2 separate regions of the Homo sapiens genome follow, and region 1 is linked to region 2. A link is a loop called in an ENCODE intact Hi-C map of the cell type or tissue named here. Cell type or tissue: B cell. All regions are shown on one strand. Links, peaks and the distances in the headings refer to the core of each region. The heading gives the core; the rest is flanking DNA. Region 1 overlaps THRB (thyroid hormone receptor beta). Region 2 overlaps UBE2E1 (ubiquitin conjugating enzyme E2 E1).

Region 1 (11,727 bases), core at 1-8,000, 300 kb before region 2:
CGCCACATCTCATCCAGACCACTTGGACTAGCTCAATATTCCATCTGGACCATGATGATGTGAACGACCAGAGTGTCTCAAGTGCCCAGACCTTCCAAACGGAGGAGAAGAAATGTAAAGGTAACCAGATTTTTATTAGCCCATTATCATGTGTTTCAACAAGAAAAAAAATATCCCTGTTGTAGCTGTGTACTTCATCTACATTTCTCTTCCAATGTATGGTGTCCCATGTTTTCTCCAACTGTTCTTTTACTAGGCGTCCTTTTCTTCAAATATTCTTTTAAACATAAATAAATAAGTGGAATCCAAAGAAAGGCAGCTTGTTTCGGTTTCACGTTGTGCTGGGACACTTGGGGTGAAGACATTTTTACTTCTCTAATTAGTAGAGGGGTTGTAAGTTTTGGCTTTAATTCCATTTTTGGGTCTGAGTAGAAACAGGCATCGCTGTATTTTTATGAAGTCTTGCTTTAAAGTGTGTCTGTGCATGTGTACATTTCTTTTCCCAAGTGTGCCAGTAGCTAATGGGATCTCAATGCCTACCTTTAACCTAGACAATTCATGCTCAAATGAGAGGTTTTAAGTTGTTGTCTTCTACTCATTAAATCCTTGTGTCATCATCCTGAAAGGAGAGATTATGGTGTTAGGAGGTTGTCAGCTCATAAGGCAAAAAAAACATTAAACTGGCCTAAGTTCCTGATTGCATTAGATTTAACTGTTCTTTACCTCAGGTCGCCTCCACCCTGACAGATGTCTTTGTGCTGATCGCTTTATTGTCTTAGGGCTCCCCAAAATCTTTGCTTCTTAAATCAATTTGTGTCTTTCAATGTCCAAGAGATCAATTTGCATCTTTAAATGTCTAAGTTCATTTAATTTCCCATTCTTTTTCAGTTTAGTGGTTTTTCTTTTTTAAAAGAAAAGGGGGGGTCTATTTAGTTTTTCTTTGAGGATTGTGACTCATGGTAAAGTTTTAAATTGTGTTTTGAAAATCTCACAATCATATACCAAAACATAATAAAGTTTGCAAAGACTCCCATTTACAAGGCATGAAGGACTTACACAGCTGCTCTACTTTGAACATATACACATGATTATATTTATCCTTCATATAAAAGAACTGGTCTTTTAGGTTTTCTGAAAATGCTTTGAAAGCTCCTGGGAATTACCAGTTTACCTGGGAAATTGAGTGTTTCAGTTGGAAATAGAGTTATTCAAAAGTAATAGTGAAATAGTGTTCTGAGCTCTGATTTGAGTGCAGTCAAAACTATACATGTCCCTTTGGAAAGGTTTGTATTTGGACTCTCTTTCTCTCATATATATATATATATATATATATATTTGAGGAGATCTGAGAAATTGAAAGGGCTATATAGAAAAAAAAGCAAAATAAAGTTTTTCAAAGGAGTCAGGATGTAGGACGTATGTGTGTGTGTGTGTGCACGTGTGTGCGTGCGCAAAATACATTTGTTTGCAATACAATTGAGATTTACTCTTAGCGTATGTGGCCAGATTGTATCTCAACATTGTATGGGCTGGCACTAAAACCATGTCAGTTTACGGTGAAACGCCAACAGAAAACTCTAGCATCCTTGTGATCTAATAATGTCATAAACCCAATTTGATTCACTCACAATTGATACCAATATTCATTCATTTATTCATTCATAGAGTCCATCTATGTCTCTATCAATCATTTAAAATAAATCTATGCATCTTAAAAGCAAAAGGAAACAGTCTCTGTTTGAATACAAGATGCTTAGTAGAGTGGTTAAGACCACAAATATTTGAGACTGATCTATTTGAGCTAGAATCCTAGCCTTTCTACTTTCTGTCCTTGAGCAAACTTATAAGATTGTTAATACAATTAAATAAGATGATGTATTTAAGCATTTAGCAAAGTACCTGACTTATAGTGCTCTCTGAATAGCAACTGTCATTATTATTGTGATCCTTATTATTAGGTATGCATTATTAAGTCATATAAATACTTTGAACTATGCTGTGAGCCTGGTAAGAAATGAAGCAAGAGGAGAATTTCAGATAGATGTGGGGTAGGACATGAGGCTTCAGGGACGTTAGAGTTGATAATTTATTTTGCATTCATTCAACTCTTTTTCACTGAAAGTCAGAGATGTAATGAGAAAATATAATTAAATTATTAAAGTCCTTCCTCAAGATCCTAATATTAACAGGAAAACAGCTAAAATAACTCTCCCATGTTTTCCAGAGTAACCACCAGGGTCCACCTTGACATAGGCATGAGGCAATGCCTTGGTTCAGCATAAAAATGCCACCAGGAAACCTGTGTCATCTTGGTCCAAGAAACTTATAAATACCATTCATTCAAAATGGGCACATGTGTTGAGTGAGGCAGCAGTGAGTCCAGGACAGCAACAAGATTATACAGTCTTTCCTTATAGAGTTGGTTCTCCATCTGCTCTGCTTGTCAGCTCTATATAGTTACTATGAAGAGAGTTATATTTTGATGTTCATCCATGTTGGGCATTTATTTCCTAGATGGCTGTGTATCCCACAAGAATGCTTGACATCTCAGTCTTGGGCTAGTAATCTATGCATTCACTCATCGGTGTTTATTGAGTGCCTACTGTATACAGGATATTGCCCTTGATGTCCAAGCATAAGAAAATGGCAGCAGGGCCAAAAGGACATCCAACTAGCCCTATTCCAAGGACCCCATGTAGAAATGATACGAACAAAATAGTCCTGAGGATACAAAAGTTAATTCTGCACAACAGGATCCAAAGAACAAATTGACTTCCTTGAAGCTGTGCAGTGAGCCCATCTGCCAGATCAGTCATCTAGCCAGGCTAGACCAGTGCACTTCTAAGCGTGGTTTGGGGACTGGCACTCTTCTGCAAAGTGGTTATTACCATTTCTATTGATGCAAATACAGAAACTGAGAGTAAGCTTTAGGAACTTTTATAGCAGTTTGACATTGCCACTGGCATCCAAATGCATGATCAGTGAATTCATTTCACTGAACAGGATATAGACAGTTAGTTGGGGATTGTCAAACTTGCCTGGTCAGTCACATGTGGTTTGAACTATGTAAAAGTCCTGTGCAGTAGAACCATGTATTGCTCCATAATGGACCAGATTTTTAAAATAGTCTTTCACTTCAAATAGTTGATAGTACTCTAAATATTGTTTCTTTAGGGTTTTGGGTAGCTATCTAAGGTTTTGTTTTTCATTTTGTTCTGAATACTGCTTTTTTTTTTTTTTTTTTTTTTTGAAATGGAGTCTTGCTCTGTTGCCCAGGATGGAGTGCAGTGGCGCAATCTCGGCTCACTGCAACCTCTACCTCCCAGGTTCAAGCAATTCTCCTGCCTCAGCCTCCTGAGTAGCTGGGATTACAAGCATGCACCACATGCCCAGCTAATTTTTGTATTTTTAGTAGAGACAGGATTTCGCCATGTTGGCCAGGCAGGTCTCAAACTCCTGAGCTCAGGTGATCCACCCACCTCAGCCTCCCAAAGTGGTGAGATTACAGGCATGAGCCACTGCACCCGGCCTTACTGCTTTTATTTTAACCTGCATATACCTATGCTTCTGTCTGCTGTAAGCATCCTAAGTGAATTAATTGGTAACACATTTAATTAGAATGAGAGCTATGGAAGAGCCCTTACATTCTGTTGCAGATCTCACAACAGATCTCTGTTGAATCTGCTGGAGTATCAGAGGCTATTTTAACCAGGAGCAAGTGACCCATTCCCTTCTGCAACTCACCCCACCCACCCACACCCGCTCTTTCCATGCCACACTTCCTTGGCACTTTAATCACAATTTGAACCAATTGCTCAGCCATAAGGACCACATCCTACTCCTTGTCCTCCTCCTCCCTTCCCAGTCTGAGACGATATATCCAGTGCTACTGAAAGTGTGGTAGTACCAATCAGTGGCACTAGGAGAACCTGGAGCTTGGTAGAAATAAGATTCTCAGGCCCCACCCAGACTAGTGAATCTCTAGAGAGGGGCCCAGCCTTCTATGTTCTTGCCAGCCCAGTGCAGATTCTTAATACCTGGGTATCATGACGAGCTTGAAAATACTCTTCAACTCGTTGCACAGGAAAGGGTCTGCCACCTGGTGGGCACTTAGGAAATGTGCATTTTTCTTCCCTTCCCTGACTGCACGTGGGGAGCCACTTGAGTCCCTCCATTCTTGGTTGGGCCTGTCTTTGGGCCTAGCTTATCTCAATTGCCAGCTGGAAGGTCTGCTTAGTCACTGCCTAATAACAGATCACCCTGGGACTTGAGCCCTTCTGAGAACCCCACACTGTTTGACTGGGGCCCTGATCCTCCCCTGAAGTCTTACAAGGCTTCACCCCTCTACCCTCTCATGCCCTACTGTACTTCTCTCTGGGAACCACAGGGTCTCCCCAGTCCCACAAGGATGGGCTCTAGACGGATGCATGGATCCCTGGAGCTGGACCTAACCAGCCCTGCTGAACCCAGGCAGTCAGGCCTTTACACTTTTATGTCAATCAGGGACCTCCCTGAAACAGTGAAACCCAAGGGGAGAAACAAGGCAGGGACTCACCCACCTCCCTGGTGGACTCAGAAAAAGGAGAGCAGCCATCAGTGATCTCACAGAAATGTCTCTGTGCTTAATATTTTTAAAACTGATTCTCAGATACCCAGGAAGGCAAGAGGGAATCAGTTAAAATAATTTTAAGAACAAGTTACTTCCTCTCATTATAAAAGCCTATATATGTTCATGGTAGAAAAAAAATTTCTACAAATTTTTAAAATTGCAAATAATGTTTTAAAATCAGTTGAAGTTCTATTCCCCAAGGGTAAGCACTGCACATTCTTATTACATTTCAGTCTTTTCTCTGTGCATGTGTATTTTTTATAAACCTGGGATCATACTAGGCATACCATTTTAACCAGCTTTTAATGCCTAGCAATATATCATGAACATTTTCCCATGTCATTAAATATTCTGAGTCCTGACTTTCATTGGCTATAGATTATTCTTCTTTATAGATGTATCATACTTTATTAAACCAGTCCTCAAGATTTAGACAAGTTAAAGTAATTTTTTAAACAATATCTTATGTCAGCAAAGGGGAAAACTATTAATTCATGCTCTTCATAAAGACAAAAAAAATGAATCAAATCAGTGATGACAATTTCAAATGATGTGCCATTCTCATTTACCAAAATAACAAAGTGTCTTAAAAGTTGGAGACATAAATGCAAGTCATTGTGTGCATTATAATCCTTCATGTTAGACATTCACATTTTCAGCAGATGATTGCTATCTTTGTCCTTAAGTAAAATACAAGGGCATCTCCAGGTGAATGAGTATTTTAAAAGGTGGAGGATTAAAAAGCTTGTGCCCTTCCGCCAGTACTACCATCTGCTCCATCCATCTCTGCTCTCTACTCTGCCCCACTCATCATACATCAGGATCTGCAGTCCCAACTGAGAGTGCCAGTGATTCTTATACCTCAAGGGCACTCTGGGAACCTTAGCAATCAACATGAGAACGATGGCTCTCTCCCCACTGTGGGCATATGTCAGATAGCTGTGTGATTTGATACTTCAAAGGCAGGGACGAGTACCCCATACGTATACTGGGGCAGACAGAAATAGAAAGCCAAGGGGGAGAAAAGCTACTCACGAGATTGGAGGGAAGAAAAAACAAAAAACTGGAAACAGCAATGTCAAAGGGAGGTAGATATCAGAAATTCAAGGCCCTGGTTCATCTAACTTCAGTTTTCGTTGAGATGCACACAGAGCAGAGGATGGACCACCCCACGCTTTCCAAGGCCAACTGAACAGTGTCTGTCACGCCAAAGGATGCAGACGTACCCAACCATACCTCTCATCATACTCTGTCCCAGGGAAATACTTACACAGGGCACAAGTCTGTTCAAACATGTTCTTTGCATCTTTGTTTTTTGTTACTGATAAACTGGAAGCGATCTAAATGTCTGTCCACTGGGGAATGTTCCAATAAATTGTGGTACATCCAAAGCATTCACCAGAAAAATTAAAAACAGGCTTTTTTAAAAGAAGTGATTTTAGGAATACTTATTGAAAGTAAGCATGCATTAAGAATAGTGTAATCCCATTTATAACGTTAAAAGTCTATATAATTGTGTGTTTACAAATGTGCACAGAAAAAAGTTCCCAGATATACATCAAACTTGTTTCAGTAGATACCTTAGAAAAGGGCGGAATAAGAAGGATTAACTCCATATGCAACCACATTCAAAAATCTTTACAAGAACGTATTAATAAATATTAATGAATGTATTAATGAATAATGATGTGCATAAATTTGTTTAATGTTATTATCATATGCTTTACAGTTAGGCTTCAGTTTATTTCTTGCTCTTTAAATCATCAGCTCAGGGAAAATTTTTTAACCTCTGTAACCCTCAGTCCATTTAGTTTTAAACAGAGGAATAATATCTAGCTTTCAGATTTGTTGTAAAGATGAAAGATATTTCAATGAAGGATTTAATTTAAAAAAAAAAAAAAAAAAGATGAAAGGCCAGGCGCCGTCGCTCACACCTGTAATCCCAACACTTTGGGAGGCCGAGGCAGGTGGATCACTTGAGGTCAGGAGTTTCAAGACCAGCCTGGCCAACATGATGAAACCCTGTCTCTACAAAAAATACAAAAAAAAATTAGCTGGGGATGGTGGCGTGTGCCTGTAATCCCAGCTACTCAGGAGGCCGAGGCAGGAGAAGCGCTTGGAACCCAGGAGGCAGAGGTTGCAGTGAGCCAAGATAGCGCCATTGCACTCCAGCCTGGGCGACAGAGTGAGACTCTGTCTCAAAAAAAAAAAAAAAAGAAAAGAAAAAAGAAAAAGAAGAAAAGAAAAAAGATGAAAGATAATATGTATAAAGCCCCCAACATAGTGCCTGACACTTAGGAGAGACTAAACAATGATAACTGTTCTTAGAATATAAACACACCTCTTAGCCTTGTGCCCACCTCCTCCAGTTTTTGCCACCCTTTCTGACCTTGAAATACATTGAACTATATAAAAATAAATGAAGGGACGCCAAACAAAACATCATGTGCACAGCTCTAGTAGAGGCATAAACAGTTGAAAAAAAAGTCCATAGCAACAACCAAAGTATTTTTTTTCTCAGACTCTTTTAAAATTTAAAACTTTAAATAAGAAATCAAGGGGAAAATGAAGTAGCTGAACTGGAATTCTAACTCAGGCAATCTGGCCCCAGGGTCAGAGCTCTCTACAGTTATAATCCCCTATGACTTTAAAGGGTAAGAACATTCCAGACCCAAAGGAAAGAATTTGAAACTGCAGAGGAAATACTGCTCTACTGTCAGGTAAAGATGCAGGGTGGTCAGACTTGCTGTGATGGGAGCAGTAGAGGTCAGCACGTATCTACTTATACAGTCCGAGGTCATATTCTGGTGCTGCCATTTACCAGCCATTGAAACTTGGGCAAGTCACTTTGTTTGAGCCTCAGTTTTCTCGTCTGTAAAATGTGGACCCTCTTTCACAGAATTGTGGAAAGAAACAAGCTCTTAAATGATCTCATGGGACACAGTGAGTGCTCAATAGATGGGAGTTATTTTTCTTACAATGAGCCAGAAAGACTATGAGAACCACATTGGACATTAGGAATGCAGAATGCCCACGTCAGAATAATCACTATATTGTGGCTGGCAGGATTGAAGTTTCTAAAGCCAGGAATATTACGGACGCAGGCAGAACAGATGTAATAGCCAAATCCCTTGACTCTTCCATCAGGTAGTTTTCAGACAAAATCAGATACAAGTGGATTGCTAATGTACCTAGCACTGAAGTTGGAAAGGTATTATTGGGAGGGTCAGCCTTACAAAGACATCGTAGGTGATCACTGGAATTCAGTCTTTCCCTTCCCCAGGACATCTCCTACAAGTTGCCCTGAATGCTTATAATTCTATCATTGCCCTTCCATTGTGGTCTTTCTTTTTTTTGTTTGTTTTTTTGTTTTGTTTTGTTTTTGAAACGGAGTCTCACTCTGTCGCCCAGGCTGGAGTGCAGTGGCGCAATCTCGGCTCACTGCAAGCTCCACCTCCCGGGTTCACGCCATTCTCCTGCCTCAGCCTCCCGAGTATCTGGGACTACAGGCGCCCGCCACCACGCCCGGCTAACTTTTTGTATTTTTAGTAGAGATGGGGTTTCACTGTGTTAGCCAGGATGGTCTCGATCTCCTGAACTCGTGATCCGCCCACCTTGGCCTCCCAAAGTGCTGGGATTACAGGCACGAGCCACCGCACCTGGCCCCACTGTGGTCTTTCAAAACGCAAACTTACTGGCTGAATATCTTATCAAGTCATTAGCTTCTCCAAATGGATGAATTGGATAAGATTCCTTTTACTCTTGGCAGGGTCCAATAAAGACAATGGAAAGAATGGGACTAGAAGGAGGCCATGAACAGGGTAAGGATAGCAAGGGATAAGAGAGAAGGAAAAGAATAATAATAAGGAGCAGGACTGCCAAGTAACAAGTAATACTGTGCAGCTTGTCAGGTTGTGAGCAGCACTCACTTCATTGTCAAGGCTCTAAAGACAAATGTCACCTATCTCACTGTTTGTCAAGGGCTGACCCTGAGCGTAGGTTTAAACTACAAAGAGTTTCCAGCCAAATCTAGACAAATGTGTGAATGACGTAATGATCATAGGCTATCAAGATATCCCCAAAGGCCTCACCTTACACAGCTGGCCTGCTGCATCGTATCTTAGGGATTTTGCCCAGCACTTAGTAAACACATAGGAGAATGTTTAGAACAGATGACCATTGGTTCTTGGCTTTGACGCTTACCAGCTATTTAACCTTGGCTAAATCAATAATTCTCTCCAACAAAGAATGTAGTCAGAGATTAACTGACCACAAAGAAATCAAATAGATGAATCTACACTCCATTTTTAAAGTGGCCCTCCAATATGATAATCATATTTTCCCTTGTGGGGAAGACAAGGAAAAATATATTAAATCATTACCAGCCCCCTAAAACAAGCTATGATCATCATGAAAACATAAGACCAGTTCCAGGATAAGTTGGGAAATCAGTTGCCTTAAACCATCTCTTTCAGTGTCCTTACTTCCCTTGAGGATATCTTTTTCCCAGGAAAATAGGAGTCTTCAGGCTATCCAAACCCATTTTCAGTCTCTACGAAGTCTAGGCTTCTTCCCTCTTCACATTCTGAAAACATTCTCATTTTCCATAAAAAAAACTTATTCCCCTGAAGGTGTTGGTGACCAGTACTGACTTACATCCTTACCTCTCCAGGGCAGGGAGGCTTTGAGTTTTGAGTACTCCTGGAGATGCAGCGACCTCATGCCAAAGGTAGCCTCTGATAGTGGCATTGCAGTCTAGGAAGCACATACATGGGGGAACCGTATCACCTGTGCTTACAACCTGCCCTGGCATAGGGCTGGTTTATCTCTCCAGTTATTCTATTCTGTGGCTAATTCTGTGAGTTGTATTTACAGATTGGTCTTTCAGGTCTTGGCCAGTTCAGCCTTCTTGATTGAACTGGAATAAATATGAGCCTCTATCCACACTGCCCGGGTCCCAGAAATTCAGAAACAGCTGAGCTTTTCAAGTAAGATTAGAGTCAGAAATTCTCCAAGGTCCAGAGCTATTCTCCATGGCACTGACCTGACATAGGATTATTATATATTGTGAACCTCTGTCCCCATGACATTTGTCAGTATGGGCTTATATAAGGGACTTGACTTTATTCAACTTTACTGCCTTTTAAAATACAGAGCTGTGCTGCATATGTGACTGTTTAACTCAATTGTCTATATGATAAAGACACTTGGCATTTGAGTCAGAATATCATGTGTGGGTTGATGGTTTATTAGTCTAGACTGCAATATTCTATGACTTGCAGATTGTACCCCAACCACCCATAGTTGCCTCAGACATCTAGTACAGCTATAAAGGCCATACTATTTTAGTTAAGCCTCAGGACTAATGAAAAGATATGTATTCAGCTCTTTGTTTGCCTAGTTCTGGAAATAACTTCTTATAATAAGACTAAGATATAAAACTAAAGGTCAAAACTAAAGGTCAAAACTGTGTAAGTAAAAGAAGCTACTGCCCTTTAAGGGAAAAATAATACATGTTAATTTTTGCAGCAATTTCAATTGAATGGGTTTCCAGGGAAACAGGTATCTGCAATGGGTTCATCCCACTTAATATTTAAGACAAAACATAGGGAATTTCTTTCTTGTTACCTTTTCCTTGTTATCTTACACACGACATGCTCATTCTTAAATTTCCTTTGAAGCGATCATTCTATGCTTGAGTCTTATTTGTTCTCCCAAAAAAAGAAATGAATGCCCGTTCTATGATTTTTTTAAGACTTTTTGATATCAGGAATATAAGCCTGGTGATCACTACTAAAAAATAAAATTATGCAAATCAATCTGACCCCCTTTTTTAATGAATCAAAAGCTATTTGTTATTACTTGTTTTATTGAAAATCTGCTTACTTTCTGAGTTGGATTCTGTTTCTAAGAGTTGAAGTGGAAAAATAAAATTGGTGGCAAAGGACCACTAAGTCTTCAAGGTTGAGTAAATTGTACGTTTTCTTGGAAGAGCTCCTCAGGCAGACCTATAAATTCCTTTTTATATTTTGTTCTAAATTAATCTCAGGTTTACCAAAAAGTTGTAATAGTGCAAATAATTCCCATACCCCTCACCTGGATTCACCAATTGTTAACATTTTACCATATTTCTTTTCTCATTCTCTGTATGTGTTTGTTTGCATATATACATATTATTATTATGTCATTTGCAAACCATATGAGAGTAAGTTATAAACATCATGCCCTTTTAACTCTAAATACCTGCTAAAACTAAGGAAATTATCTTAGGACACCATAGCACAATTATCAGAATTGGGAAGTTTAACGTTGATGCCTACTATTTTCTAATCTACAGACTTTATTTACATTTTACAAATTATCCTTCCTGCCACCCCCTTGGAGGGGGAGTTGAGGTGAGGACCAGAGCTGGAGAGAGGACTTGTCTCTAAGGGGTTTTCACAGGCTTCATTCCTCTAGATAGGGCTGGGAGAGGCCACCACCAATTGTCCTCTATACCAATCTTATTTTCCGGTCTGGGATCCAGGCCAGGATCATTCATTTTATTTATTTATTTTTTATCTCTTTAGTCTGCTTCTTCCTCCCACCACCTGTGCAGCTTTATTAGAGTATAATGGACAAATAAAAATTGTATGTATTTATCATGTACATGTTATGTTTTGCCACATTATACAGCTTTAAATTATTAAATCAAGCTAATTAACATATCTATCACCTATATCCTTATCATTTTTTGTGGTGAGAACATTTTAGCAATATCTAACTGAAATTATGTACCCTTTGACGAACATCTATCTGTTCTACCTACCCTCCCCGCTGCAGACCTTAGTTATCACCATTCTACTCTAGTCTGCTTCGATTTCAGCTTTTTCCATTCCACATATAGTGGAGATCATGGAGTGTTTTTCTTTCTGTGCCTGGCCTATTTCACTTAGCATAATGTCCTCCAGGTTCATGTTAGTCTGGAACCGTTTCACAGTTTTTCTTTGTCGTTCACACCATTGAAGAAATATTTCTTGACAAAATACAGGCTGATTATTATTTTGGAATGTCCCTTAATTTAAGTTTGATGGATGTTTCCTCATGATTTTTTTTAGACAAGGTCTCACTTTGTTGCC
Region 2 (12,568 bases), core at 2,360-10,359:
GAGAAGGACACCATTGGAGGTAGCACTGAGGGACAAGGAGGACATCTTACCCCAACCTTGTGGTAGTGGTAGGAGGGGAGTGATAGAGGAAGCAGGACTGCAAGGCAACTAGGAAAGGTGAAGGAACATTCAAAGCAGAGGTGGAGGACGCAGAGGTGGAGGATGCAGTGGGGGTTAGTCTTGCTGAATTCTAAGGGGTAAAGTGAACGAGTTTCTGCAGTTGGGAGGAGAGGGAGATGGAGGTCACAGTAGGGGGAGATACATGAAGATGAAACCCTGGGTGATGAAGAATGACAGGAGGGCTTGAAAGATGAGATAGAGTATGTGATTCCCCTAGAAAACTGGAGCTCTGGCCCACTTTCATCCTGCCAGCAAGGCATGGCCTTACTGGAGCACAGGGAGCTCAAGCTCAATGTACAGACAGGAAGGAAGACAGTAGTGGTTCCAAGATCTGATGAGTTCACTGCTGCTCCTCAGAGAGGCCTTTGACAGTTCTTGCTGCCCATTGTCTACTGTCACATCGTCTTGTGTAATCTTTACGGGCACTATCTGAAAATCTGGTTTGGGGTCTCTTCTCCTCCCCGAGCTTTGACTGCTGTATTCTGTCACGCGCAGTGTCTGGTGTATAGTAAGCATTCGTGTAAAATGTTCCTATTGGCACATACTTTTTTTGTTTTTGGCCCATACATTTAACAGACACTTAGCAGTCACCTTTTTAGTATTGTGAATAATGTGAACACAACAATTCCTGTTCTCATGGATACAGAACTCCCACAGCTCCAGCTGTCTTGTTTTGAAGTACTATGTTGCAAATCTCTCATACATCAAGTGTAGCCAAACTGAAATGCAGACTCATTGAAACCAGTCTGTATCCTAGATGCCAATTTCCCAAGTCCATCTTCCATTCATACCTGAGCTAATTTTTTTTTTTTTACAGTTAGCAAACTACAGAGCATCTGCATTTTTTTTTTTTTTTTTTTTTTTTGAGATGGAGTCTTGCACAGTCACCCAGGCTGGAGTGCAGTGGCGCCATCTCGGCTTACTGCACCCTCTCTGCCTCCCGGGTTCCAGCGATTCTCCTGCCGCAGCCTCCCAAGTACAGGCGCACACCACTACGCCTGGCTAATTTTTTTATTTTCAGTAGAGATGGGGTTTCACCGTGTTGGCCAGGGTGGTCTTGAACTCCTGACCTCAAGAGATCCACGAGCCTCGGCCTCCCAAAGTGCTGGGAATATAGGCATGAGCCAGCACGCCCGGCCGAGCATCTCCATTTTTAACAAAAATGCATTAAGGAGTAAGGTGAAATCCTAATATCCAGTCACACTTGAGAATCAGTTTAATGAAGCAGGTTTGTTAAGTGGAACAATTTTCCTTATGTCTCCATTTTGCCCAGGAACTGATGTTGGCAAAGTACTAGTATGATCTTTTCAATCCGTTTTCTTTCAGGTAGCAATTGTGGTATTAGGAAACAAAATCGACCTTTCTGAGCAGAGACAAGTGGACGCTGAAGTGGCACAGCAGTGGGCAAAAAGTGAGAAAGTAAGACTGTGGGAGGTGACTGTTACAGATCGGAAAACTCTGATTGAACCATTCACTTTATTAGCCAGTAAACTTTCTCAACCCCAGAGCAAATCAAGCTTTCCTTTGCCTGGGAGGAAAAACAAAGGGAACTCTAATTCTGAGAACTAAAAATCAGTAATTTCCACAATTGTATGTTGAATAGTGATTGCCTTTAAGTGTCTGTGAACATGGAGTAATATTACTATTTAAAATAGGCCATTTGTATCTACCTTTGGTCCTTAGGAAAATTCCTAAGGAAGTCAATTAATGCACTTTAGATGTTAAAAGTATTTGGGCTAAGGTTATTATTGCCTGATATGAAATAATATATTCTTATTCTCATTGTTTGAAACCTGTCTTTGAAATTAGCACCTTTGTTATTTATGTTGTACTTGTGAAAACAGTAAAATAGTTTGGATAGTTATGCAAATGCACCTATGTGTAACTTCCCCCCAACCCCAAGCTGTTTCGGAAGATATCATAATCATTCTGTGTAACATTATGCAAACTTCTAAGCCCAAACATGACTTTGTTTTTAAAAAGTTCATTAATCTAATGTCTAGGATTATAAAACATTTTTTTGTGTCTAAATTGGACCCAAAACATTGAACAGTTTGGGGTAGTAAGCTAAATTTCATCTTGTGGAGATTTTGCTAAACAGACTAAGACCCATGATTTAGCTTTGCTCAAATTAGAATGTTTAGCATGAGTTGAGGTACCAGGTAGTGTTAAGTAGGTTCATCACGCTCTAAGGCCGTTTTTTCCTTAGCCAGACCCCTGTTGATAGACCAGATACTTGAGGGCAAACTGTTTGCTCCTCCTCTTGAAAATGATTAGGCACTTAAGGACAGTAAAGCTGTATTTTCTGGAAGGAAGACTGTATCTTCTGGAATAGTTTTCTAGAAAACTAGTCATATACAATAAAAGTATCAAAAATATTGGGCTCTAATTTGATCTGACTTAGATGTCTGAGTTTGTGTTGTTTCTCTAAAGATTTTGGCAAGACTCAAGCAATGTGGCTGACTGTAACTTTATTAATTTAAAAGGTAGGAAGTAAGCTACTTAGTGGTTTCACCTGTGAAATAACTATTTTGACTGAAATGTAAAATAAGCTATTCAACAAAGAACATATTAAAACATCAAGTAATTTGTAACATCTTAAATGGAATACTTTTTTCATGAGCTCTAGTGAAGAACTACTACATATAAAAGACGATACTTACAAATCAGCTATTGCTGCTACAGTATAATTCTTCAAAATTTCTCATCATAAATTCATTTTTTGGTAAAAAAAAATTACCAGACACTAACTCACCCCCTTACCCTTTTCCCCCGGTTATTGAATATTAATCTAGCTTCCCACCCATGCATGTTACATAGATGGACAAATGCTTTCATAATGATTTTTAAATAAGTACCTTCCAGTTTGCTTTGTTTCCTACTAATGCAACTTAGTCTATATTAGTACAAACAGTTACCAATTCTTTTTAAATTCTGTAATGAATGTATGTGTATCCAGATAAGTTTCTCTGAAAGAGACATACAGAAACAGAACTGCTGGGTCAGGACATGTACTGCCAAAATGCCCCCTAAGGCAGGGTACCAATTTATCCATGACGGAACCCATTTCTCATGTACTTGCTACTACAGCATCTGCAAGTCAGAAAATGCTTTTAAAAAGATGCAGTAGGGTTCGTCTTTGAAGCCTAAATGGGGTAGATTATTTAACCTTTTCTAGGATACCTCATCTACAGCTGTGTAAAGTACAGATCCTAATATAGGTAACTAACTAATACCTACTAAATATGCATTATTTTTAGCTTGTTTTAGAAGCAGATACCTATCGATTTCAGAAGAATCTGCGAATGGCAACCAAAAGGCAAAAGAAAAGTAAATGAACACAGCAGTGTTTATTAGGTGGTTTTTAATATTGTTTATTAGCACAGTAACAAATGCAGACTTAAGTAGTCCACAACATAGAACCAATCCACTGAGCAACTCCTATTCCACGCCTTACAGTTAGTTAACAGCTTAAGGTATTTCACTACAGGTTTTCACAAGTCCTGATTCAGACCTTTTTTAAACAAAGTAGATTGGCATATAAAATAAAACGCACTACTCATCTCTTATATGGTGTTTTATAGCCACGTGTCCATTTTATATATATGAGATGACAATCTCTAAAAACTCTGTTAAATATCAATGTTCCCTTCCAAGAAGGGAAAACAAATTCCAATTTTGTTTTAAACAAAAAGTATGTAGTCTTAGAGGGACTTTACATAAATGGCCATATGTGTAACCTGTACCAAATTAAGCTGTTTTAAATTTACAGACTACAAGCAACTGAACCCAAATGTCTAAATGTACATTCTTTTCTGTACTACATTTCAGCTAATATTGCAGAACTAATGACAATTTTAAAAGTTGCTATTACCAATTCTGTCTACTGTAGCAAGATACCTTAAGTTACAACAAAATCTTAGGAAATAAGACTGAATAATATCTGTTATAGAAATACCCTACTCTTTACCAACTCCCACCCTCCCTGACCCCTTCAAAATCATAAGCAGCTCTCTTCTGTGACAGACAAATAATGTAAGAATTGTGAAACCCCAATTTATGTAGCGTATCTCTTGGTCCACTGTCTGGCCATTCTGTCATGTTCTGCTCTGTTGGTCATATACTGAGTGGCAATACTTCCCACCAAGGGGTCGGCTGGAAGAAAAGAATGTAGATTACTTTGGAGAAAGGAAAAGAACATTTTAAACTTTAGCGAATAGTGACAGCTTGGGTAGATACGTACGACAAAGTATGTGTGATCAAACCCATCTTCGAAACACCACTCCACCATGCTGGATATTTTTCCATCAAAATTTCAAAAAAACATAACGTTGGGGGAAGAGGGAATGCTTAGGCTTTAGTGTACTGGTCTGTCTTTATCTTAGTTCATTCCATTTTTCTCCCAACAAACAACACTCAATTGGAGTTTCTTTACTCTTATGTGTTAGGCTGAGTTCAGTAGAGACTGGAACGGTCAAGGCTTCAGACTGCAATGAACATCCAGCTGTGTTCATGTGACCCTTAGCTCAATGTCACCAGTTAACGGCATTGTGAATACTGTGAAGTCTTCGGGGCTGTTGCAGTGCAACACTATTAACCTTTACGCTGGTTAAAGAGCCAGGTTGCCAGGCAAAACCTGGACCTCCAATTAAGTATAGTATTTCTCTGAATCTTAGGATCTTTAATAAATTTATATTTGGTTTACCTAGAAAATATATTTGTCTGTGTGTGTGTATATATATACATATGTGTATATATATATATTTTTTGAGACAGGGTCTCGCTTTGCCACCCAGGCTGGAATGCAGTGCAGTGACATGCTCATGGCTCACTGCAGCTTTGACCTTCTGGGTTCAAACAATCCTGACACCTCAGCCACCCTAGTAGCTGTGACTACAGAAAAATATTTTTTAAATGAAATGAAGTCCCAAAAAAGTCACAATTCAATAGTCACTAAGTATTTAACAACTACCATTTTCAAAATTGAGTGCCATCTCAGTGACCAGCTATGGGACACATGCTCACTGAACCCCAGAGGCACAGGTGAGGCTTGCCAGGCAGATGACTCGACATTTAGAAGTGTCTGATTTGTTTTATAAGAACTCTATGGGAAATTAAGCAACAGGAAAAAAAAAGGAGGAAGAATAATTGAAACTAAAAGCCCAAGGCAAACTTACGTCAGTCTTCAGTTTAAAATACCTTGTTGCTAGAATATACTGATTAATGAAGTTGTGTGTCTCAACTAGTAGACTGAACTTGATTAAAACTTTCTTTTGAAAAGCCGATTAGTTTTTGTATTCACAAACTTGTGCAGAAAAATTAGTTTTGTCCTTTGAAAGCTTTTGGAAACAAGTATTTTTCAGGTAAGGAAGAATAAAACAAGGTAAAGAATTATGAACCTTACCAGGATTACAGTCTGTAAGAAGTGAGCAGATAGAAAGGAGGACTTTAGAAATGGTTAGTGCTGGACTCCAATTATCTTTCAATATGTCCAAGCAAATAACACCTTGACTGTTAATATTACAATGATAGATTCTTGTCCGAAATGTAACCTAAAAAAAACAAGTGACAGACAATATTTAAACAGCAAACAAACTTGTTACTAAATATTCAACTGAATGACCCTTAAGAAGGTGACTAAAAGCAGTTTTAATTAAAGCTGTCAAGAAGATAGACAATAAATTTGATTAGAAAGTGTTCATTGATACCATCTCAGGGACTGTGTCAATTTCATTTAAAATGTTATGTCCACTGACGGTAAGTTCAGTACTTCCTAATTTCATCTTTAGCAATTTTAAATCTTTTAAATATTAACATTTCCAAGTTTGAATAGCTAATTGTTTGCTGACCTCTTGTGTTAGCTGGTAGTACTACACTGCCTCAAAGTAAGCTTTAAAATACTGAGAATCATAAATACCTCTTAAAAACTGAAGTGCAACATAATGGGTACATAAAGATAATTAAACAACATACTTAGCAAACAATGACTACACCCAAAAGGCTGAACAAAATTTGAAGAGAAGTCTATTTCTGCTTTTTTCTGACCGTTACATCAGGTCCTATAGACATCCTGTCTACCTACATCACAGAATTTACTATTATATAATCGAGTGTCCATGGATGCAGAGCCAGTAATGGGCAAGGACCACAGCAGAACACAAGTCACATAAGCTGGTGTTATTTGGGTCTCTTAATTTTTATTTGTGAAATATACCAAAACACAAAGTAAAAATTACCTGTAATTTTACCAATTTTTTAAAAAAGTGACTTTCGATTACTTCTTGTTGCTGCAGTTGTACTTTTATCTGGCAGTCTACCTAATCCCCAAGACGGGGTTTTCTTTCTGACTGAATGAGAATCATAGATTGAGTACAGGAGATGGGTGACTTGGGCAATCCTCACCTGTCCTAGAAAGAAAACTGAGGCCTGGAGGTAAAGGAACAAGACCAAAACATGACAGGGAGCACAACAGAATCCAAAGCTTTGGGAAGAGATTCTGATTCTCTAGTTGTTTGGCCCCCTGACCTGCCCTGCCTTTTTTTGGGGTCTTGCTTTGTTGCCCAGACTGGACTCAAACTCTTGGGCTCAAACAATCCTCCCAAGTAGCTGGACTACAGGTGCACACCACTGCACCTGGCTTGACACCATTTTTAACCTCGAGAAAGGTTCAAAAACATTTCTCTATGGGCTGGAAAACAGGGGATTAATTCTAGGTTGCTGACAATATTACTATAAATAGCACAATTTTAAGCACCATCAAAACAAAGCACTTAATCCTAGAATGGTCTCTGCCAGATAAGGCAAAATCAACCTAAAGAAGTGTTTTGTATATGTTAAAATACTCAGATCTATTAGGACATAAGATAAATCTAGTTTCTGTGATTAAAAATTAAATTTAGAAAAACCTCAACAGTTGCTCTCTTGTGGGAATTAGTAAATTTGAGCATACAGGGAGATTTCTTACCTTTGGAGGCTTGAAGGGATATTCTGGTGTAAAAGTGATATCGAGAAAGAATACACCACCCTCATACACGGATCCTGGAGGCCCTAGAATGGTTGATCTCCATTCATAGATGTTATCGCCTTTGGGACCAGCACTGTGAATAATACGTCAACAAATAAGCAGATGGTGGCACTATCCCAATTTTTACAGTGTATTAAAAGAGATGGAAAGATTACCTCTCTCCTCTCTTTTGTTTACTGTGTGGATTCTCTTTACAAAACAAGTACAGAAACGGATGCAGAACTGCAACAAACCCATAGCCATTGGTCAAGCAAACTGGATGATAAAAGAATGTTAAAACCATTCTAAGCCTACCTAGCTACGAATAAGCAGGAAACTTTCCTCAATTCTCAAAACTCTCCTGGACACGTAGGAAAGTGTAAACAATACTTAAAATGGGAAACACATCTCAGCACCTAGAAGCGAAATTAGTGACAAATGCGAGCAGTTTTTGCTCACAGCTACATCACTTATGACCATTTTAAGCACAGAAGTTTCATTTTCTGACCCACTAACTGGCTCTTCCTTGCTCTTCTATCTCCATAATCTCACCTTTAAAAGAATCTAATAGATGGTTTATAATGTAAAAAGTATGTCCATGTTAGGTGGGAGGAGAATGGTAAGTATCCAGTTACAGGTTATTCAATTTTCATTTCAATGTGTATTCTATAATTGGGTTCTCTAAATACTAATACTTGAGACATTCCTCCAACCCTGTTAGCTGTTATCATAAATCACTGTTACATACACTTGGGTACACCATAATTTGGCCACAATACCATTCTAAAGCATTGTGTTGGCTTCTAGAGTGCCACCGCACCCAGCAAAACTACTCTTTTAAATAAATGTACGATGTGAATTGGATTTATTCACTCACTTACTGAATGCCCATGTACTAGGCAGAGGGTTAAATGTCAGGGGTTTTGATGCTGAACAAGACAAACTCCTTCAAGATGCCCTCTGCTAACTGGTTACAAAGTCTGATGCCTTCATTTAAGAGACAGAAGAGATGAAGAGGGAGGGAATAAAAAGCCTACCCATGGGCCTATACTTTCCCCAAACCCATCACAGGTTTTTCTTTTGGTCTGAAATTTGGTGTGAGAGATGCAACAGGTTAGGGGAATGAGCTTATTACAAAGGAAAAGCAGAGGAGAATACAAGTTGGGGAAGAAAACATGACATGGCAAAAAAGGAGGGAGAAAATATGGGCAACCGAATAGCGGGTAATGGGAAGAACAGGGCCCAAACTGGCCAAGAGGCAGAAAGAGCTCGGACACTGTCCACCTCACAGGAATGTTTTCAGAATTAAGTGAGAGAAAGAAGGAAACTGTAGAGCAACACACCCATGGGTATCTCTCATTAAACGGCAGTGATCACCATTATTATTAATTCTTTAATATCTCTTTGTGATGGGTATTACCAAAAACTATTAAAAACTTGTTTTATTTTTTATTTTTGAAACAGAGTCTTGATCTGCTACCCAGGCTGGAATGCAGTGAGTGGCATGATCTCGGGTCACTGTAGCCTTGACTTCTAGGCTCAAGTGATCCTCCCACCTTAGCCACCTGAGTAGCCGAGACTACAGGCATGCACCACCATACCTGGCTAATGTTTTCTATTTAATTTGTGTAGATGGGGGTCTCTCTATGTTGCCCAGGCTGGTCTTGAACTCCTGGGCTCAAGCAATCCTCCTACCTCAGCCTCCCAGAGTGCTGGGATTATAAGTGTAAGCCACCAAAAAGTTTGTTTTAGATACAGAGAGAGTTTTTTTGTTTGTTTTGTTTTTTTTGTTTGTTTTTTAAGGCGGAGTTTTGCTCTTGTTGCCCAGGCTGGAGTGCAATGGCACGATCTCGGCTCAATGCAACCTCCGCCTCCCGGGTTCAAGCGATTCTCTTGCCTCAGCCTCCTGAGTAACTGGGACTACAGGCATGCGCCATTATGCCTGGCTAATTTTGTATTTTTAGTATAGATGGGGTTTCACCATGTTGGTCAGGCTGGTCTTGAACTCCCGACCTCAGGTGATCCGCCCGCCTCGGCCTCCCAGAGTGCTGGGATTATAGGTGTGAGCCATCGCACCCGGCCAGAGATTTTTTAAACATTGTCTACACCATGAAGTCATACTTTGTGTTTAAAAAAGATGACTTCATAGTTTTACACGATATCTGATGGCAATTTTCACAAGGTGGAATGTAGGGAGAGCTCTTAATCAGCCCTCTCCCTCTGGAAACAGGCAGAAACTTCTCCAGTGAAATGATATTACCATTATTGCTTCATTTCCTGAGGTTAGAACCGGTTCTTGGTCATCATAAGTTTGCCTACCTGCCTACATGTTTGCATCCCCTCGAAACTTTTATGTTGAAATCCTAATCCTCAATGTGACGGTATTAGGAGGTGGAGCCTTTGAAGGTACTGGGTTAGGGGGTAGAAATCCTCATGAAAAGGATTAGTGTTCTTAAAGAGAACCTCAAAAGCTCTCTAACTTTTCTCTACCATATGAGGATACAGCAAGAAGACAGTTGTCTGGAAACCAAGAAACGCATCCTCACCAGACCTGAAGCTGCCAGCACCTTGATCTCATATTTCTAGCCTCCAGAACTGTGAGAAATAAACTTCTGTTGTTTATAAGCCATCCAATTCATGGTACTTTGTTATAGCAAACTGAAGAAAGTCTAGAGACACTGGCTGATACAGCTATGACACCTGGAGTGCAGTTAATGAAAAGTGGACTATATATGAAAATAACACTAATACAGGGGTTGCAGATAAAGGGGAATGCTCTTTTATCTAGTTTATGGTAAACACTTAAAGGCAAAAGGCTACTCTAAAATCTTTTTACAGATGAGGAACCAAGGCCAAGAGTTCATTCACAGAAGCCAGGCTCTCTAAAATCCAGTACTGACAATATTCCAAGCTGCCTCCTAGAGGCAGGAGTCGTACTGTTCATGTTCAACTTGGTAGTGCTAAGAAACCAACCTAGAAAAAAACAAAAGTGAGGGCAGTCTAGGCCCTAGAGGTGACATGTTGGCATGGGCCCAATTCTGCTGGTCCTTTAGTATACAAAAAAAATAAAGGTTTACCAGTATGTCACTACATGCAGATTTATGGATTGTACAGAAAATTGGTGATTCCCAAATTTCACTGTGCATCAAAATAATCGATGGAACTTTAAAGACTAAAGATTTCTAGACCCCACCCCAGGCCCGATGATTGAGAATATCTAGAGGGGACCCAAGAATCCATATATTTAAGTGCCCCACCCACAACAATGACCTTTAAGCAGGTAGTTTGCATTTGGGAACCACTGCTACAGGTTACTAGTGGGACAACCAGTTAGGAGCATAAGTTTGAACATTTTACAGTTTGTCACCTGTGATAGCTTATCACCTGTGATATAACCAGAAATCCAATTAAGATTGCTATCTCTCTAATCTGTTTGCAATTTAGGTGTTAATTTTTTTGAAAGTTCAGAAAAAAGTAGACAAAACAGAAAAGAAATCAAGTACAACTACATAATGACAAAAAACGTATTACACTTGTATTAAACTTCAAAACTGGAGAATAAAGGTGCAATATAACATGAAAATAATTAAATGCTAAGTGAAATAATATCAAATGTAGTTGACCCTGAAGAAAATGCAGTAGTGAGGGATCCCTAACCTGTGGGCCCTCAGGAATTACTGTGAATGGTCTTGAGAATCCACTGGAAAAGACCAAGCATTGTTACCTGAATATCAAACTTTTTTTTTTTTTTTTTTTGAGATCTGTCACCCAGGTTGGAGTGCAGTGGCATGATCTCAGCTCACTGCAACCTCCCCCTCGTGGGTTCAAGCGATTCTCTTGCCTCAGCCTCTGGAGCAGCTGGGACTACAGGTGTGCGCCGCCATGCCCAGCTAATTTTTGTATTTTTAGTAGAGCTGGGGTTTCACCATATTGGCTAGACCGGTCTCAAACTCCTGACCTTGTGATCCGACTGCCTCAGCCTGCCAAAGTGCTGGGATTACAGGTGTGAGCCACCATGCTCAGCCCTGAATATCAAGTTTTAGATAGTCACTTAAAGCTGCTATTGGATGAATTCAGGTAGCTTTTTATCATGTGTACTTTCTTAATCAGAGAATAAAACAGAAAAATTCTGATGCAGGGGCGTACAATTTTATTTGTTTCCTAAGTTCTCATTGGAAAAGTTAGGATCTGCTGGTCTACAAAGTGGGCAGGCAGTCCCATCCCCAGGGGTGGAGGACAATATTAACAACTCTATAAGAAGGCCAGTGTCAGAAGAATAGGGAGTAAGACTCAGCTTTACTTGAGGCTGTTCAAGCATCCCACCTATTTCTCGATAAAATGACTGACCAGGTTTGCCCTCAGGTCACCTAAGTACACCCTTTAATAATCTCCTGTCTCCTCCAGAAGATACTTTTGGTTCCACAACAAGAAATACAACTTTAATTTTAAATACTGGTTGAAGTGTACCATAGAATGGTATGTAATTTAAATTATTAATCCAAATGATTAGAGTATGGAAAATCCTGAATTGGGAAAAGGAGGGTTGAAATTGATACTAAAGAAAAGATGGGGAGAGGTGACAGCATGCTGGCAGCCCTCGCTCGCTCTTGGTGCCTCCTCAGCCTTGGTGCCCACTCTGGCCGCGCTTGAGGAGCCCTTCAGCCCCCTGCTGCACTGTGGGAGCCCCTCTCTGTGCTGGCTGAGGCTGGAGCTGGCTCCCTCTGTTTGCAGGGAGGTGTGGAGGGAGAGGCGCGGGTGGGAACTGGGGCTGCGCGCAGTGCTCATGGAACAGCGAGAGTTCCGGGTGGGCGTGGACTTGGCAGCCCCGCACTCGGAGCAGCCGGCCGGCGCCACTGGCCCCAGGCAGTGAGGGGCTTAGCACCCCAGCCAGCAGCTGCAGAGGGTGCGCCTGGTCCCCCAGCAGTGCCAGCCTGCCAGCAACAGGCTCAAATTCTCGCCAGGCCTCAGCTGCCTCCCCGTGGGGCAGGGCTTGAGACGTGCAGCCTGCCAGGCCCGAGCCTCCCCTCCACCCCTGCAGTGGGCTCCCACGTGGCCTGAGCCTCCCCGATGGGGACCACCCCCTGCTCCGCGGCTCCCGGTCCCATCGCCTGCCCAAGGGTTGAGGAGTGTGGGCGCACAGTGCGGGACTGGCGGGCAGCTCCGCCCGCAGCCCCGGCACAGGATCCACTAGGCAAAGCCAACTGGGCTCCTGAGTTAAGTGGGGACTTGGAGAACTTTTACGTCTAGCTGGAGGATTGTAAATGTACCAATCAGCATTCTGTGTCTAGCTAAAGGTTTGTAAATGCACCAATCAGTGCTCTGTGTGGAGCTAATCTAGTGGGGACTTGGAGAACTTTTGTGTCTAGCTCAGAGATTGTAAACGCACCAATCAGCACCCTGTCAAAGCAGACCAATCAGCTCTCTGTAAAACCAATCAGCTCTCTG

Evidence for each region. Hi-C counts contacts between places; a loop is a spot of excess contacts. Peaks named below come from ENCODE experiments on the same cell type or tissue, not always from the same donor. Only the 100,000 strongest peaks of a DNase experiment are listed, where the experiment ranks them.
Region 1: a loop joins it to region 2, with 7 times the contacts of the local background. A loop is called at or near these places in 2 of 110 quality-filtered maps.

What each region holds. Positions count from the first base shown.
Region 1 is chr3:24,178,467-24,190,193 of GRCh38, reverse strand. It overlaps THRB (thyroid hormone receptor beta), which reads left to right. Exons shown (of 11, transcript NM_001354712.2): 5 at 1-120. It overlaps THRB-AS2 (THRB antisense RNA 2), which reads right to left. Exons shown (of 4, transcript NR_121667.1): 4 at 238-619. Among named protein-coding and RNA genes, the nearest start is that of THRB-AS2, 33 kb to the right of the region's middle. In B cell, for the core only: CTCF peaks have their summits at 3,889 and 4,089 (motif pointing left); a DNase peak (open chromatin) is centred at 4,093.
Region 2 is chr3:23,882,216-23,894,783 of GRCh38, reverse strand. It overlaps UBE2E1 (ubiquitin conjugating enzyme E2 E1), which reads right to left. Exons shown (of 6, transcript NM_003341.5): 4 at 7,085-7,217; 5 at 5,525-5,672; 6 at 3,144-4,275. The coding sequence ends at 4,178. It overlaps NKIRAS1 (NFKB inhibitor interacting Ras like 1), which reads left to right. Exons shown (of 5, transcript NM_020345.4): 5 at 1,447-4,833. The coding sequence ends at 1,689. Among named protein-coding and RNA genes, the nearest start is that of NKIRAS1, 28 kb to the left of the region's middle. RefSeq lists an enhancer at 11,420-12,004. In B cell, for the core only: CTCF peaks have their summits at 5,765 and 5,969 (motif pointing left); a DNase peak (open chromatin) is centred at 5,973; H3K27ac peaks cover 1,236 bases.